2 separate regions of the Mus musculus genome follow, and region 2 is linked to region 1. The links are chromatin loops, found by intact Hi-C in ENCODE. Cell type or tissue: left cerebral cortex. All regions are shown on one strand. Links, peaks and the distances in the headings refer to the core of each region. The heading gives the core; the rest is flanking DNA.

Region 1 (7,704 bases), core at 1,054-6,053:
TGGGGTTACAGGTGTGTAACCCAGTGCCCAGCTCAAAATACTTCCAGAAACAGCAAGCATCACAGATACACTGTGGCCACTTTGAAAGATATGGCAGTCATTCTGATGGATAAGTGATGATCCACTGTGTTATAAAAGCAGTGAACTTGCTGTGTCACCACAACCCATAAATTAACTCAGCCCAACATCTTCTGGAAGGAATGGCAGCATTTATAGTCAAGCACATCCCACAACACGTTCTTAAGCTTGGGAACTCAAATCTTGCAGCATCTTTCATAATTCATTTGTAAAACTCTGAGATGAGCCACATGCATCCCTCCACAATCCCAGTGTAGACTTCTTCCTATCAAGGAAGAAAGAATTGACGTCCAATCTTGGGTGTTCTATTGGTTTAGACTCAGATTGTAGCATGCACCAGGAAGCAGAGAGCACTGGATGCAGTTGGTGTGTCAAGGTGGGGTTTTGTGGGGAGCCGCCCTCACATTCGCCGTTGCAAGATGGCGCTGACATCCTGTGTTCTAAGTGGTAAACAAATAATCTGCGCATGTGCCAAGGGTAGTTCTCCACCCCATGTGCTCTGCCTTCCCTGTGATGACAACTCGGCCGATGGGCTGCAGCCAATCAGGGAGTGACACGTCCTAGGCGGAGGATAATTCTCCTTAAAAGGGACGGGGTTTCGCCATTCTTGCTCTTGCTCTTGCTCTTGCTCTATTGCGCTCTGGCTCCTAAAGATGTAAGCAATAGAGCTCTTGCTCTTGCTCTCTTGCTCTCTGGCTCCTGAAGATGTAAGCAATAAAGCTTTGCCGCAGAAGATTCCGGTTTGTTGCGTCTTTCCTGGCCGGTCCCGAACGTGTGTAAGAGGGTTTCCCATTGGTCTCTCATTTCCAGGGAAGGAAGTGTTACTGTCACTTCAACCCCATGGGGTTCTAAGTGGTTTTCACTTCTGAGCTGCTGCTCACTGATAGAAGAGGAGGCAGAAACAACTGCCTGATCCCTGGGCCTGTGTCTGCCCTGCACAATGGACAATCTCACAGGATTATGAGGTTAAACAATGTGTAAAAAGTGCTTAGCACAGTGCCTACCACACAGCGAGGACAGCTCCTGACCCATCAGGCAGGTCAGTGTAGGGATGTTAGACTTGACAATAGTACAAATGCAGTCTTTGTTCAGTAAAAATCGTGCTTTGAATTTTGTATCTGGATGGTTTCTCTGGGTCAGGCTGTGTGCTACAATCTCTAAGGATGCCAAGAGCCAGAGCCCAATGTGATCACCAGGCAGAAGCAGCCACACTGGGGAGGGTGTGTTTAACCTTTCAATGTAGCTCATGATCTTAAGTAAGTTTGCCATTTTGTCATGGGCTGCATTCAGGGTACCCTTGAGCTCATACCTGTAGCCATGTGTTGCTAAACTCTGGTATTCATATTCAATAAATTTGGGCTTAACATTTTCCAATTACACTGGGTAGATCAGAAAGTAACCTTATTCCAAGAATAGGAAGGGGTCTGCCTGTGTTTGCTAAATAGACCAAGAACTCTTCCTGTCAGAGCAGTATAAGGTAGGGAAGGAAAGACACCAGGCTGGACAGACCCACTAAAGAGCAAAAATGTCATTTGTTGACAGAACCAATCTTACTGAGCCTCCAGTTGCTGCCAAGACTTCCCACTTGGCTGTTTTATACAGCAGCATCCTAATGGTCTGTTTCTTTTGGTCTTTCTCCTTCTCTATTCTCTCTCTTCCTCCCTCACTCTTGGCTTCATCTCTCTGTGTACCTCATGTAGCCCAGGATAGCCTCAAACTTGCTATGCAGCAGAAGATAATCATGAACTCCTGCTCCTCCTGCCTCTATTTCTCGTGGAACCCCATGAAGTACTCATGCACCATGACAACCAGTTTTATGCTGCTTGGATGATTAAACACAGGGCTTTGTGCGTGCCAGGCAAGAACCTTCCTTCCAACTGAACCACATCCAAGCCTCTCTTTGGATTTTACAAAAGTCATTTGTGTTTCTGCAGTGTGCCTGAGTTCTCAGGCATTTCACTGAGAACATGCTAGAGACCCAAGATGATGACGTGACTTAGCAAAAGTCTCTCGTGAGTTAATCTTCCCTTCTGTGTTCTTCTTCCAGCCCAAGCTTTTGGCCAAGGAGCTTCTTGACCTCGTGGCCTCTCATTTCAACCTGAAGGAGAAGGAGTACTTTGGAATAGCATTCACAGATGAGACGTAAGTGCTGTCCAGAGCCCACAGACCCCAAACAAAAGAGCAGGATGTCAAATTACCCTCTCTCTGCTGTGCACAGCAAAATCAGGCTGCAGGCCACTTGGGTCCCATGGGGGCTACAGGGTCAGTCCAAGTTCACCATCTGAATTTCAAAAGCCGGTGATCATGCCTGGAGTGGCCAAAGGATATAATTAGATAGATGCTAATATTATGAAATTATTAGGTAATGTTCTTTAACCAAGCAGATTTGTGTTCAGATGAATGTCTAAAATGTTTATTTTTTTTAAAGAGTAGATCTGTGTGGGTTTAGTCTTTATTAAGGTTAAATGAAAACTTCTGGAAAGTAAATGTTGCTCTCCAGTGTTGAAGTAACAATAACAGGAAGTGGACTTGATGATAAATTCAGAGTGAGAGATGATCTGGGCGAGTTCACACTCTAAGCTGAAATAGAAGACAGCATCAGAGTTCCTATCGCCCATCTGAGGTGAAATGTTTGTTTTCAGCAACCTTCCAGTTTGCTGGGTACCATCATGTTATATAATAAAGGAAGGCATAGGCTCCATGGATGATGTTTCAATCTCTTACTATACTGTTACCAAAGAGTTCAGTGAAGATTGGCCCAAATTCTTAGATAAGGATATCTAAGCTAAGGACTGGGGGTGCAGTGAGGGGTGAAGCACTTCCCTAGGCATGTGTGGTCCTTGGTTCCACTGTAACTGGATGACAAATGTCTAAGAGATGTCAGTAGTTCCTCCACACAAAGAACTAAAATGAGTGGGGCCAGGCTGGAAGTCTATTAACCAGATGCCAGCTTGGGTCTTTACAGGACTCCTGCATCTTCGCCTTTCCCCTACTGGATATGCCTAGACACCTGCCCCCACAGCTTCCCACAGTTCCTCCTCTCAGTGTTTTCTGGGAACAAGAACTAACCATCTCTGAGAGCCTGCTCGTACTTTCCCTGTCTGCCCACGTTCTTCACACTCTGCTTCCCCCCCTCCCCCCCCCCCCCCCCGCACCAGGAAACAAAACAAAACAATAACCTCCTTTAGACAGATGTTCCCGAAATCTCCTCTGTCTGTATCTATGCCCGCACACCCCTGTGCATGCTCAAATGCCCAGGTGAGGTTACTGGCTGGCAAGGCCAGTACAGTCAAGCCCAGCCCCCAGGAATGAGGTGGGGCCATTGAGGTAGGATGGAAGCAAGAATAGGCAGCTTCTGTGTTGGTCAGTAGGAAAGCCACCTTAGGCGACCTTGGCTATGGTTGATCTTGGAGATCTGTGAGTTTGCAAGATGTCCACACGTAAGCCTGGGGCTCTGACTTCAATCCCCAGAATTTAAGTTTAAAAATAAAAGCCAAATTTGGTCCATGACACATGTAATCCCAACATAGGGAAGTGTATTAGAAATTCCAGCCAGCAAAGAATCAGCCATGAGCTCAGACAGGAAAGCTGTTCTTTGTTTAGGAGTGGGCAGGAGCCCAGGCTAATGCTCTGGGAAGGCCTGGCAGTCCTCCACAATTTCTTACAACTTTTACAGCTCAGCTGAGCTCAGGTGACAGTGTGGCCACCAGAGGACAGTCTCTGAGTCCCATGCCTACCAAAAGGAATTTCTGTCAAGCTAGGCATGTGCACAGAAACAAATTGCAGACATGAACATTTTACAGGTAGACATTTTGAAGCTAGCATTAAAAGCATACAAACATTTGAAATGACAATAAAAAAGTATCCTGTTTTGTTAGGCACAGTGAGTGGCACAGGGCTAACAAAGTCTCAGGGCTTTAATCTCAGGGGGCAGCAGTGGGAGGATCCTACAGCGTTCCAGGACAGCCCAGCTACCTAGAGAGACCCTGTCTCAAAAACAAAAACAAACACATAAAACCTAACAGCAATAATGATTTCTTAGCAAACAGGATCTGCTGTAGAACCTTACGGTACTCTGGCAAGTTTTTGCCTTCCCTGGATACAGAATGTGAACAGGTTGGCAGAAGCCAGCATACTTAAATAAAATTTTAACTCATTTTAATTCTGCACACTCCTTTTTAGACAAAGATTTGCAGTAGTCTATCATAGAATAAAGTACTGATTTGATTTTCTTAGGCTGTATCTATAAGCCTACAAAATATATGTTCATATCACCTCCTCAGAGACAAACTGACCTCTTGGGCTCACTGTCTCTCCAACTTAACCTGTTTGGCAGTGAGAAACCTTAGCTCAAGAAATATGGTTGGGGACTGGAGAAGTAGCTCAGCAGTTAAGAGTGTTTGCTGTTCTTCCAAAGGAACTAAGCTTGGTTCCCAGCACCCACAGAGGGGGACTGACAACCATCAGTAACTGCAGCTGGCCTCAGATGGGGATGATCTGGCCTCTACAGACACCCACACATACATGCACATGAAAGTAATAAATAAAGATATCAAACTTTCCAAAAGAAAGAAGAAAGGTGAGCAGTGACTGAGTAACAAAACAACAAAACCCAAGCTATCCTGACTCCCACATGCACACACACACATGCACACCTGTACACACACATGTGCACCTCACATAAAAGTGACTTTTGGAGCAGTGGTGTGGACAGAAGCAGAGGCAAGGGCAAAGCCCGAGCTTACTTACAAAAGGAGTAGGGTCAGTCCTGGGGCTGCAGCCCATAGGGCACCGAGGTAGAAGGCAGTCTTGCTGGTCTTCTCTGGTCTAGACGGACCTGCACCAGCAGACCAGGAGAGATGCAGGCAGGTAATAAAGAAGAAATGCTTTAAATAGCACATGTGTAGAAAGAAAAACTGACTTTCATGAACACAAGCATTCTCTCCCGTCCCTGCTGAGAATCCCCAGAAGCATGATCCCCTAATTACTCTCCATGCCGCCACTGATTGGAAGGAAACTGTAAGTCTCAACTAATCACAGCCCCATTGTTCCCATTTCCCAAGTTAGTTTATTCCATTCAAGAAGACTATGAACTCTGGACAGTCCCAGTTAGACTTCCCGGAGTCAACAGGAGTCAAAGAACTTGCATGTTATCTTAGGCCAGAGAGGAAGAAGCCTATATGCTGAGGATGACAGACCACAGCCCTGAGAGCCAAGAGCAATTGATTAGACGGATGAAAAGGGGAAAGGAGGACACAAAAGCCACACCTCAGAGGCAGGAGGGGCACACCCCAGAGTCTGATGGCCATCCTATAAGCCTTTGTGGGAGCTGAGCTCTCTGGAGTCTCTGCTGGCCTGAGAGCCTGCCTGCCTGGGTGTCTGTGCATTCATTCATGTAACGCACATGTACAGAAGGCCCTCTTGAGAGGAGCATCGTGCTCCCCATAGCAGGAACTCCCAACCATCCTTCTGGCTGGTCTTGAGACTGCACAGGCCCCTAACACCTCCTCCCATATCTGAGTGTGAGGCCATCTCCAGCCATAGCACCAGTAGCCGGCCACCATCATGAAAAAGAGTTGGGCCACCTGTTGGTCACTGAATGCGAGCTGGCAGGTATGTCTGGTGCACTAGGGGACTTACAGCAGGTGTCAGTCCTAGAGAAAGTCAAGCCTCTGAGAGACAGGCCAACTGGACAAGGGCCAGGGTGACTTAGGGGACAGTCCTTGGTGGCCTGATAATACCTGGGCCTACATACATCTCTGGGCCTCTCTGGTAATCGGAACATTTCTCCTTTCCATTTTAAGAAAGGGAAGCACTAAGGTCGCCCCTTGGACTTGTGCCTGGTGGTGCTCTGGGTCTGTGATTCCTAGGTCCAGAAGCATGAGCTTGGCTTTTGCTCTGCTTCTCCATGCCAAGAAGTGCTAACACGACAGTCCCCTGCATGTGTGTGTGTGTGTGTGTGTGTGTGTGTATACGCACAAGTACACACATGCAGCTGCTGATAATCAAACCCAGGACCTCAAGTATCATAACCACAGAGCCACATCCTCATCTCAAAAGGAAACATTTTAATAACTGTGTTCAAATTGAGTAAGTATGTTCCCAAGGTGTTTTTGTTCACATGAGTGTGCACCCACTATACTCTGTTTTACCCACACACAGACACACGTGCATTTGTACTAGCACGCACACACACACACACATCAAAAATGTCTAAATTTTAAAGCACTATTTAAAGATCAAATTTCTCCCAGGGCCTATGCTTCAGAAAGTCTCTAGGTTGTCCAAACTGCCCTCCTTTGCCCAGTCTATCACAAATGGGAACAGTGAAAGATGAATGCCCTCCTTATTTGGACAGAGTGAGTGCAAGTTGAAAGTGACTAAGTGCAATTGAATCCTAAAGGAAATTCCGTGGGACCTGGTGACATTTGAGTAGAGCCTATGGCTTAGGTCATCCAGCAGTGGCCTTGCATCATGGCTCTGCTGAGTTCTCCAGAGTTTGCCAGATGCTGCCGAGGGAAGCTGGGCGGCGGGTGAAGGGAGGCTGTGAGATCTTTGCAGCTCTTCTATAATTATTTCCAAATTAAAAGCCTCAAAACAAAGTAACAACGGAGAAGGAAGAAGTGGGATCAACACTGCAGACTGGTTACGAGCAGCATTCAGTATTCTCAGTCCTGAAGTTTTACACTGTGGGCTGTGGTACTTTATAAATAAATACCAATTATTGGGGGAATAGAGAAGCTTCCAATACCCCACCCCCTTTCTCTGAGGGTTCCATCTAGGCCCCACAAAACGTCATTGCCAGAATTCACACTGACAGGATGGCGGACAACCTATAACCTGAGAGCCCCACATTTTGCTGGATCCCCCTGCTGCCCAGGAAGGGCCGATGCCGACCCTTGAACTTGTCCCCGAGTGCGTGACCTGATCTGTTGGTGATTCCTGTGTCCACAAACACTAGCCAGCTTTCCTCTGCCTTTCCATACCCCACACTTACAGAGTGGCTTGGAACTTACAGCCACTCTGCAGGTCTGAGCCCTGCCTGATTTGAACTGAAAATAGGCAGGTTAACATGTGCTACCACAAGCTGCCACAGACCAATGACAACATTAGTGTGTGTGTGTGTGTGTGTGTGTGTGTGTGTGTGTGTGTGTGTGTATGTGTGTGTGTGTGTGTGTGTTTGCCTGCATTTGTATATGTGCAGCACATGCATGCTGTATCCACAGAGGTCAGAAGAGAGGGTATCGACTCTCCTAGAATAGCGGCTCTCAACCTGCAGGTCCTGACCCCTTTGGGGTCACATATCAGATATTTACATTACGATTCATTACAGTAGTAAATTACAATTATGAAGTAGCAATGAAATAATTTTATGGCTGGGAGTCACGTTAACATGAGGAACTGTATTAAAGGGCCGCAGCATTAAGAACGTTGAGAACCACTGCCCTAGAAGGACTGGCATTGCAGATCGTTTGAACCACCGTGTAGGTGCTGAAAACCAAACCTCGGCCCTCTGCAAGAGCAACGCATACTCTTAACCACTTAGCCATCTCCGCAGCCCCTTAGAATGCTTATTGACTTGTGGCTGGAGCCAGGGTTCCTGTCCAGCTTGGCCACATAGTGGAA
Region 2 (7,704 bases), core at 1,648-6,647, 140 kb before region 1:
TCAAGAGGGCAGAGACAGGGATCCCCATGGCTGGCTGGCTAGGCAGACTAGCCAAATTGGTGAGCTCTGCACTCATTAGGCAAAGCAGTCTATCACCCTGAGCCTCTGTGAGCTCAAAGACAAGCTCCCATGACCATGCAAGCTTCCATAGGGACACCCGCTAATTCTCACAGTAGTGAAAACTTTAGGGCCATTGAGTGCATCTTGCTGTCCTCAGAAATTCATGTTTATACTCAGGCATTTTAAAAATATTAGCACTTTTATAGTCTAAAAATTCCCAGGCCATATGCTAAATATATATTTAAGCTTGTGTGTGTGTGTGTGTGTGTGTGTGTGTGTGTGTGTGTGTGTGTGTGTGTGAGTTTTCTTTTCACTTTTAAAGGCAATTATTTAGTGATAGAATAAAACAGTGATGTCTTTGGAACTTCCCTGTCTGTTCCATAATTATATGCTTGTGATAAGAACCTGGTTGGTGGCCAAATTCCCCAGAGGGTAGGGAGCACTAGGGTGCACATGCAGAAGTATATATACTGCGTTCATACCGTGAGCATTTGTTTTCTCTGGGAAACGCCAGGGCACTTAGCTAATATACTCTATGCAGATGCTTTCTGCCTCCCGTTATCTCAGCTCTTCCCTGTCTCCTAGCACCTATCCTTCCTTCTCTCTGTCCTTCTTGGATTCTTTCTTTCTCCTTCCCTCTCCTTTTCTTTCTCCATTTAAGTAAAATAGTGTCCACCAATGGGGCATAGAAAAGCACACTTCTCTCGCACACCCAACCTTTCGATACGAAAACGTCCCATGAATGAATTGTATGTAGGATCAAATCAAGGCGATGCTTTGAGTGAAAGTCATCATGCATGGAGAGACACTAAAACTCACCCAAAAGAGGCATAACAGAAGGCAATCTTCCAGTACTGACTAAACTAACAATCTTCTAAAACTATCGTCTTAAACTTGAACTATCTTCTTATACTAATAAAATAACAAAGGGAGAAAAGATGTTAAGCAAACATGACTTAGAGAATCACAGGGTTGGAATAATCTTGAGTTTGGCAGGAACCAAAAAAAGTCTCTTAGTGAGTGAGTGCTGAACCCCCGCACCCCACCCCACCCACGTGCCCTGTGCTATTGGTTAATCCTTGAAACAGCCCAGTGAGGTGCCTAGTGTTTCCATTCCACAGCTGAATACATCATAAAGACAATCAATCTGTCCTGGTCCCTTCAGGAAATGGTAGGACCAACTTCAACCTTGTCTAACTCCAGGATATTCCAGGAGGTTATAGAAGATAATAAAGGTAAGAGTTGAGAAAATAAAGAATAATAAATAAGATGCACAGAAGAAAGCTATGCCTGAGTATCAACCAAGCATTTTTTCTTTTAAGATGATTCAATCTAAGTAATATTAAGATTGAACTTCACCCATCTCTCCTTTTTTAAGTTGATTTATTAATTTTACATGAAGTAGTGTGTTGCCTGTATGCAGATCCCCTGGAACTGGAGTTACAGACAGTGGTGAACTGTCCTGCAGTTGCTGGAAATTGAACTTAATGCTATCATCTGCCCAGTCCCTTGACCTGCCTTAGTCATACAGATTGTATCCTCACTGCATTCCCAGGTTCCTTACTGTCCCTATAAGCTTTGGAATCTCACCTTTTGGTATACAATCTATTGACTTAGAAAGCAGGAATCTTTCTGAAACATGGTTGAATATAATTGTCAACCAGCCAAATGTGGTACTGCATGCTCTTCATAGCAGCGACCGCTCGAGAGGTAGAGGCATAAAGGGCACAAAATCAGGGCTGCCTGGGACATATGGCAAGTATTAGGCTAGCCTGATCTAATGGCAAGAAATCTATCTTCCTCCCCACCCCCCAAAAAAGCCAACCAAAGGGAAGCTGAGCTCACAAGCAGTTGCAACCCATTTACCTGACTGTCTTTCTCTTAGGTTAAGTTCTATGTATGGTTTATCCATCAAACAGCCTGCACAGTCATAGATCTTAAGGGAGAAAAAAAAAATGATACATGTTGCTGTGACCTCCTTTCTCCATTTTCCCCCATAATCGTGGATGTGGCTATTAAATCCATGATATAAGCTTCCTCGCTTTCTATCCCAACCTAAATTTAGTATGATTCCAAGGAAAATGGCCCGTGCCTTACAAGTAACCCAGAAAAATAGCCAGTGCTCCAGTGTTGATATAAAATTAAACATTTGGCTTCACCGTGCAGAAACTCCTGGGTTCTCCAAGTCTCGGAGAGTTAAGAAAAATCGTTGGAATGTCATGGGGATACTGGCAACGGACTCTGGAGCTCTCTCCCCGCCACTTTCTCGCCCTGGAATGTTTCTGCCTCACACTCTTTTCGGTTTTGTCTGGACCTGCCAGAGAGCCAGCAGTGTGCAGGACTATAGAGAGACAAGGATAGGTGGTTATCTGCAGGCCAGGGTTTATTCCTCCCTGGTGCCTGCAGGGTCCCCAGAGACTGGGAGACGTGTGCTAATCCTTGCAAGAAAACAGTCTCTCCAGATTAGCCAGGGTAGGTAGTGGGAGAGGAGAGCGAGGGGAAGCAGAATCATTTTGACTGCATTTTTGCCTTGTCTGATTAGATCTCAGTGACTCTGGGACTTTGCATTACTAAAGGAACACAACCCCCGTATGTAGGCCTGGGAACAGAGGGGCCAGGGCAAGGCCTGGAGCTGGCATGGCTGCTGGGCTGTTGGGCTCTGAAGACGTACCATGTAGCTGGGACCTTGCTTGCCGGCTACTAAGGACTTGCAGGGAAGGAAACCTACATCGTCTGCAGCTGATGTTAAAACCGTGGTGCATCCCCAATGCTGTCTACCAGGTAGGACCAAAGCTCACTTTGCTTTGCTGTGGGGGAGGGGGACAGGTAACAGAGGAGGATCAAGAGTGACCAGCATCTTTCCTTGAGGCTGGGGAACACCTTGCCATCAATTAGGATCTGGATAACCTTAATGGAACATCCCTTCCTAGGTGCCTGGGCCCATGTGAGGTGCTCTAAGTTCAGTCTGCAAGGTGACCCTATAGAAGAGGGTCACCAGCTGAAGGACGGGGTTATTAAAGAATGCATGTTGCTTTAAATTCATCTAGCATGCAAGTGGCAGAAGCCAGTGATTTAAAGCATGGTATCTCTGGCTGTGGAGACTAAGCAAGTGCTTTTTATGGGTTCCAGATTCCCAAGCAAGGTCTGATGTTTTCTGAGCAATGTGCACACAAGTTACATGTGGTGACATTCTTGGGTAAGAGACAGATGTGACTCTTCACAGCAGAAGGCTGAGAGGCAAGAGCACCAAGGAGGAACCCTGGGGCTTTCCTCAGCCCCTTCTCCTTGTGTTGGCTCACTCACACAGGATTCTCTGGAATCAAACACTTGGACCCATGTCTCACTCAAACCTATGAGAAATTTGCTATTGGGGTTTTATCTCATGGATGGGACATAGGTTTGTGAGGGTGCACCTGTGTATATGGATGCATGTAAGTGTGGTAGTCAGAGGACAACCTTGGATGGCCTTCCTTGGGAGTTTACCTACCTGCTGTTTGGAAGAAGTCCTCTTCTGATCTGAGGCTCGCAGATTTCAACTGGACTGTGTAGCCAGGGAGCCTCGGGGATCTTACTTTACCTCCCCAGTATGGGAGGTTACAAACATGCTACCACACTTGGCTTTCTGCCTGTGTTCTGAGGATCAAACTCAGCCCCAGCAAGCACTTTCCTCGGTGAGCTATCTCTTCAGCCCTTCAGTTTCCTTGTTTGCAATGGTGGGAATGGAACCCAGGGTCTCACAGACTAGGCAAGCATTCTACCCCTGAGCATCAGCCCTGGCCCAAAGATGACACTTTGCACAAGAGGCTGATACTTCACAGTCAGTTGTCTGGAAATGTGGAACACTTCCAAAAGGAAGACAGAAGTATCTGTTTCCTGCAGCCACCAACAGTTCAGATTGGTGGCATTCCCACTTGCCAGGGAGGTGTCAGTCCTGAGATCTCCAGCCCACCCTGAGAGGGACCAGTCTGCTGGAGCTGGGGGAGGGAAACCAAATTCTTCTGGCTTCCTCTTCAAAGGGCAGTCACAGACTTCTCTTTGGCTGACAGCTTTTTGCAACCCAGTTTATTTCATTAAGTCAACTTGAGCAGGCTTGGCCTCTTTCCCCGTTTGCTGGCTCACCACGCTGTTTGGCATCAGGCAGACACAGCTGGATTTGTACTTTCTAGGTGTGATGTGGCGGTGTATAATCCCCTAATGAACCACGATGTTTAAATAGCTCCAGGCTTCATGCTCCTCTCCCCACATACAATGTCTGGGGGCGGGGGGGGGGGGGGGGTGCATCAGGGACAGTTCCTTGGTAGCCAGGCCCCAGGTGCTAGATGGCTTTCATATGGACACTCCCTCCCCGTCCTGGCCCCTTCTCTGATTATAGACACAGTTTCTGGAGATGCGCTTTTTCTGGAATTCTTGTCCTTGAAGGAGGCATACCTTTGTAGTAACCTTTGTGTTACTAGAAACAGCAGCTATGTCACCAATAAATCTTGTGTAAAATAAACTTGAGGAAAATCTCTCAAAAATGAACAACCATCATGGGAAAAAAAAAAACCTTAATCTTTTCAATGACAAGTTATGAATCTAAGGGAGTTCTGGGGGACCACAAAAACAAAATGTGCTGAGAGACTCAAGAGGAAGGGGAAGTCTGCAGGTTGATGAAATCGGAAGCTTTCCTGAAATGTTACTTTCCAGGCCAGTGCCGCCTCGTCTCCATCCTGGCATTTGGAATGATAACTTGGTCTAGATAATTCTGTCTCTGCAGACATTGCTGTGATTACAAATGAGATTGGGGACCCGGCTCCTGGCCTTTAGCAAATCTTCTCTTACCCTCTTACTTCTCTTTTGTCTTGTCAGGTTATCACCTGATATAGAGCATTGGGCTTCAAAGGGCTGGGGAGATCATTTGTTTGGTAACGTGTTTGTCACACTGGCATGAAGACCTGAGTTCAAGTCCAAGGATCCACATAAAAAGCCTAGAGGGGTAGCATAGGGTTTGAATCTCTGCAATGGTGAAGCAGAGACAGCCAGAGCCCTGGGTCTCACAGGCCAGCAGACCTAGTCTACTCTGGGACTTACAGGTCCTAGTAAGGATCTCTGTCTCAAAAACTAAGATGGGTGGCTCTGGAGGAACAATCTAATATGACCTCTGACCTCCACGTGTGTATGCACACATGTGCACATATAGCTACCCACATGTACACTCACATATACAAACACACAAATACAATTAAAAATAAAAGTAAAATTAAACTTCAAAATCAAGGGAGCTGGGTAGCCAAGCCCCTTGTTTCCCCAGAGACTTTTTCAGGCCTTCCATTAACAGCTGAAGTATATTGAAGAGAATATTGACTTATTAGCCGCCAGTCCCAGGAAAACATTCCCGTGTAACCACAATTCAATCTAGTCCAATTCAATTCAGCAGCCATTTGCTGAGTGGCAGTTATGTTACCTGAGCCTGTGGGCCTCTGGGACTGGAGGGCTGGCTTTCTTATTTGTCCCTGGTCCCTCCCTGGCCAAGCTAAGCTGGTTGGCTCAAGGAGAGAAGTCGTTTCTGATCTACACAGCCCTGTTTGCAACTTGAACTTGACTCCCATGAGTGGTCCCAGAAAGCAGTTGCTAGGAGGAAGGTCGGGATGGCAAGTCTAAACTAGTTCGCTAACCCCAGTCTAGGATAACAGGGCTTGGTTAGTATACTCCAGAGCCAACTGAGGGGGTTGGAAGAAGGAAGGGAAGCCAAAAGCTTCAAACCTGTGCTGGACCACGGGTGGTCCAAATGCCTTCCAGAATAGACTTATCAAGTCCTGGCAACTCCCACCTGCCCTGAGACCTTCATGTCCACTGGCCAGCAGAGCTGGCTTAAAGAGACATTGAAAATGATATGATCTTCATCCTCAGGAGCTCAAAGCCTCATGGGGAATTGTCAAGAACATGATCATTTCATTTCAACAAAAAGCAGCATTGAGAGACATTCAAAGAATAACTAACTGCACGAGAAGAATGTTGCCAAAAACCAAAAAACAAACAAACAAAAAAAAAACTCTGTTTTTCTCTCCTGGTCTTTGTTTTCTCCATTACAGTACCAGAGTAATAGCTTTGTAGTGTTGCAATGATGAAATACAGGAAAAACAAAAGGAAATATATATATATATATATATATATATATATATATATATATATATATATATATATATATATATATATATATATATATATATATATTCTTCCTTCCATATATGTATATAATGTTACAAATAATGAAGAATATACTAAAGTGACATGGTGTTGATTTTTAATGCACTGTGTTGGTAGTGTTGTTTGGAAAATGCATCAAGAGTGCATTTAGTTTTTTGCCTGTCAGTAATCCATGCCATTTGATGCTTTTTGCTTAAGTGGTGCTTTCATGGGTTTTAGTGTCTCCCTAGGCTAGCATGCTGAAGTCCAGATTCACCAGCCTGCCTTTAAAACACCCATGCAGGCTGGGCTGATACCTCAGTAAAGTGTTTGCAAGGCAAGCACCTGAGTCGGATCTCACATTAAAAGGGGGGAGGGCATGGTGCTGCTGCTTCTGATCCCACTGCTGAGGAGGGGGGACAGAAGTCAGGCTTGCTGGCCTCCCCTAGAGCCAGCTCCAGGCCAATGAAAGAAAGAGTAGACAGTATCTGAGGGATGATCTGTGAGGTTGTCCTCTACACTCCATAAGCACATGCACACACATGTTTGTGCAAACACATGCACATTTATGCACATCCACATTCTCCTTGCCCAGACGTGATCCCCAGGGGTTCTGATTTAATTGAAAGGGGCCTAGGTGTTAAAATGTTTGAAAGGCTCTCCAGGAGTTTCTGTTGTAAAGGCAATCCAGAGAGTGAAGGCTAAGGAGCCTCATTCCACTGTCAGATGGCAAGATGTTTATTAAACCCAAATAGTTGTAGCAGCAGCACAGCAGGGGTGGGCCTTAAATGACCTTGCTTTGTTTAGTAGGCATTCTATGGAGTATCACACTGTACCTTATAAACATGTACTTCTGAAATTATAATCTTTAAAGCAATTTAAAATTTTGATGTTTATATCTACATAAACAATGAATCAGGAAAATAATTAAAATTATACAAACAGGCAAAAGAAGAAAGAGACAATTTACAAACACCTATGTACATATGTGTAGGTGCATATGGATTCATGCACTATACACATGTGCACATTTTATGTGCATATGTTTTTACATATAATATGATATAATACCATAAGTGACAGCTAAAAAAATGAGGGTTAAGTGTGAGGTTGTAGCTCAGTGCTACAACCATCCGAGGTAGGCATGCATGCACACATGCACACACACACACACACACACACACACACACACACACACAAAGCTCTAGGCAGTGAGGATCACTCAGATCACTCAGATGAAATGGGAAGCACTAGATAGGCAGTGGCTGCCTTTATTATCACAAAAAAAATGAACATGAGCACCTGTGACCACACCCGTGGAGGGGACAAACCTGTGCTATAGCAGTGCCCGATTCTAAAATGGGCTTACTCACTTCTAAAATGTCAACCTCACACCTCCAACTGAGTCTGTGTCACAGCTGTGGAGACAAAAAGCTTCATTTGTCTCCAGTGTCTCTCACACAGCCCTTTACCACCCTA

What was found. A loop is a pair of places that touch in the nucleus more often than their neighbours do. Peaks named below come from ENCODE experiments on the same cell type or tissue, not always from the same donor. Only the 100,000 strongest peaks of a DNase experiment are listed, where the experiment ranks them.
Region 2: a loop joins it to region 1, with 2.3 times the contacts of the local background. A loop is called at or near these places in 6 of 42 quality-filtered maps.

What each region holds. Positions count from the first base shown.
Region 1 is chr2:4,470,996-4,478,699 of GRCm38, forward strand. It overlaps Frmd4a (FERM domain containing 4A), which reads left to right. Exons shown (of 23, transcript NM_172475.3): 3 at 2,126-2,220. Gm39751 (a long non-coding RNA gene) reads right to left here. Exons shown (of 5, transcript XR_865941.3): 4 at 4,828-4,915; 5 at 1-2,386. Among named protein-coding and RNA genes, the nearest start is that of Gm39751, 39 kb to the right of the region's middle. In left cerebral cortex, for the core only: a CTCF peak has its summit at 3,783 (motif pointing right); DNase peaks (open chromatin) are centred at 1,939, 3,097, 3,380, 3,717 and 1 more place; H3K27ac peaks cover 310 bases.
Region 2 is chr2:4,330,288-4,337,991 of GRCm38, forward strand. The region is part of intron 1 of Frmd4a (FERM domain containing 4A); the gene reads left to right. Among named protein-coding and RNA genes, the nearest start is that of Gm23691, 47 kb to the right of the region's middle. In left cerebral cortex, for the core only: no CTCF peak of the experiment used is centred there; a DNase peak (open chromatin) is centred at 4,113.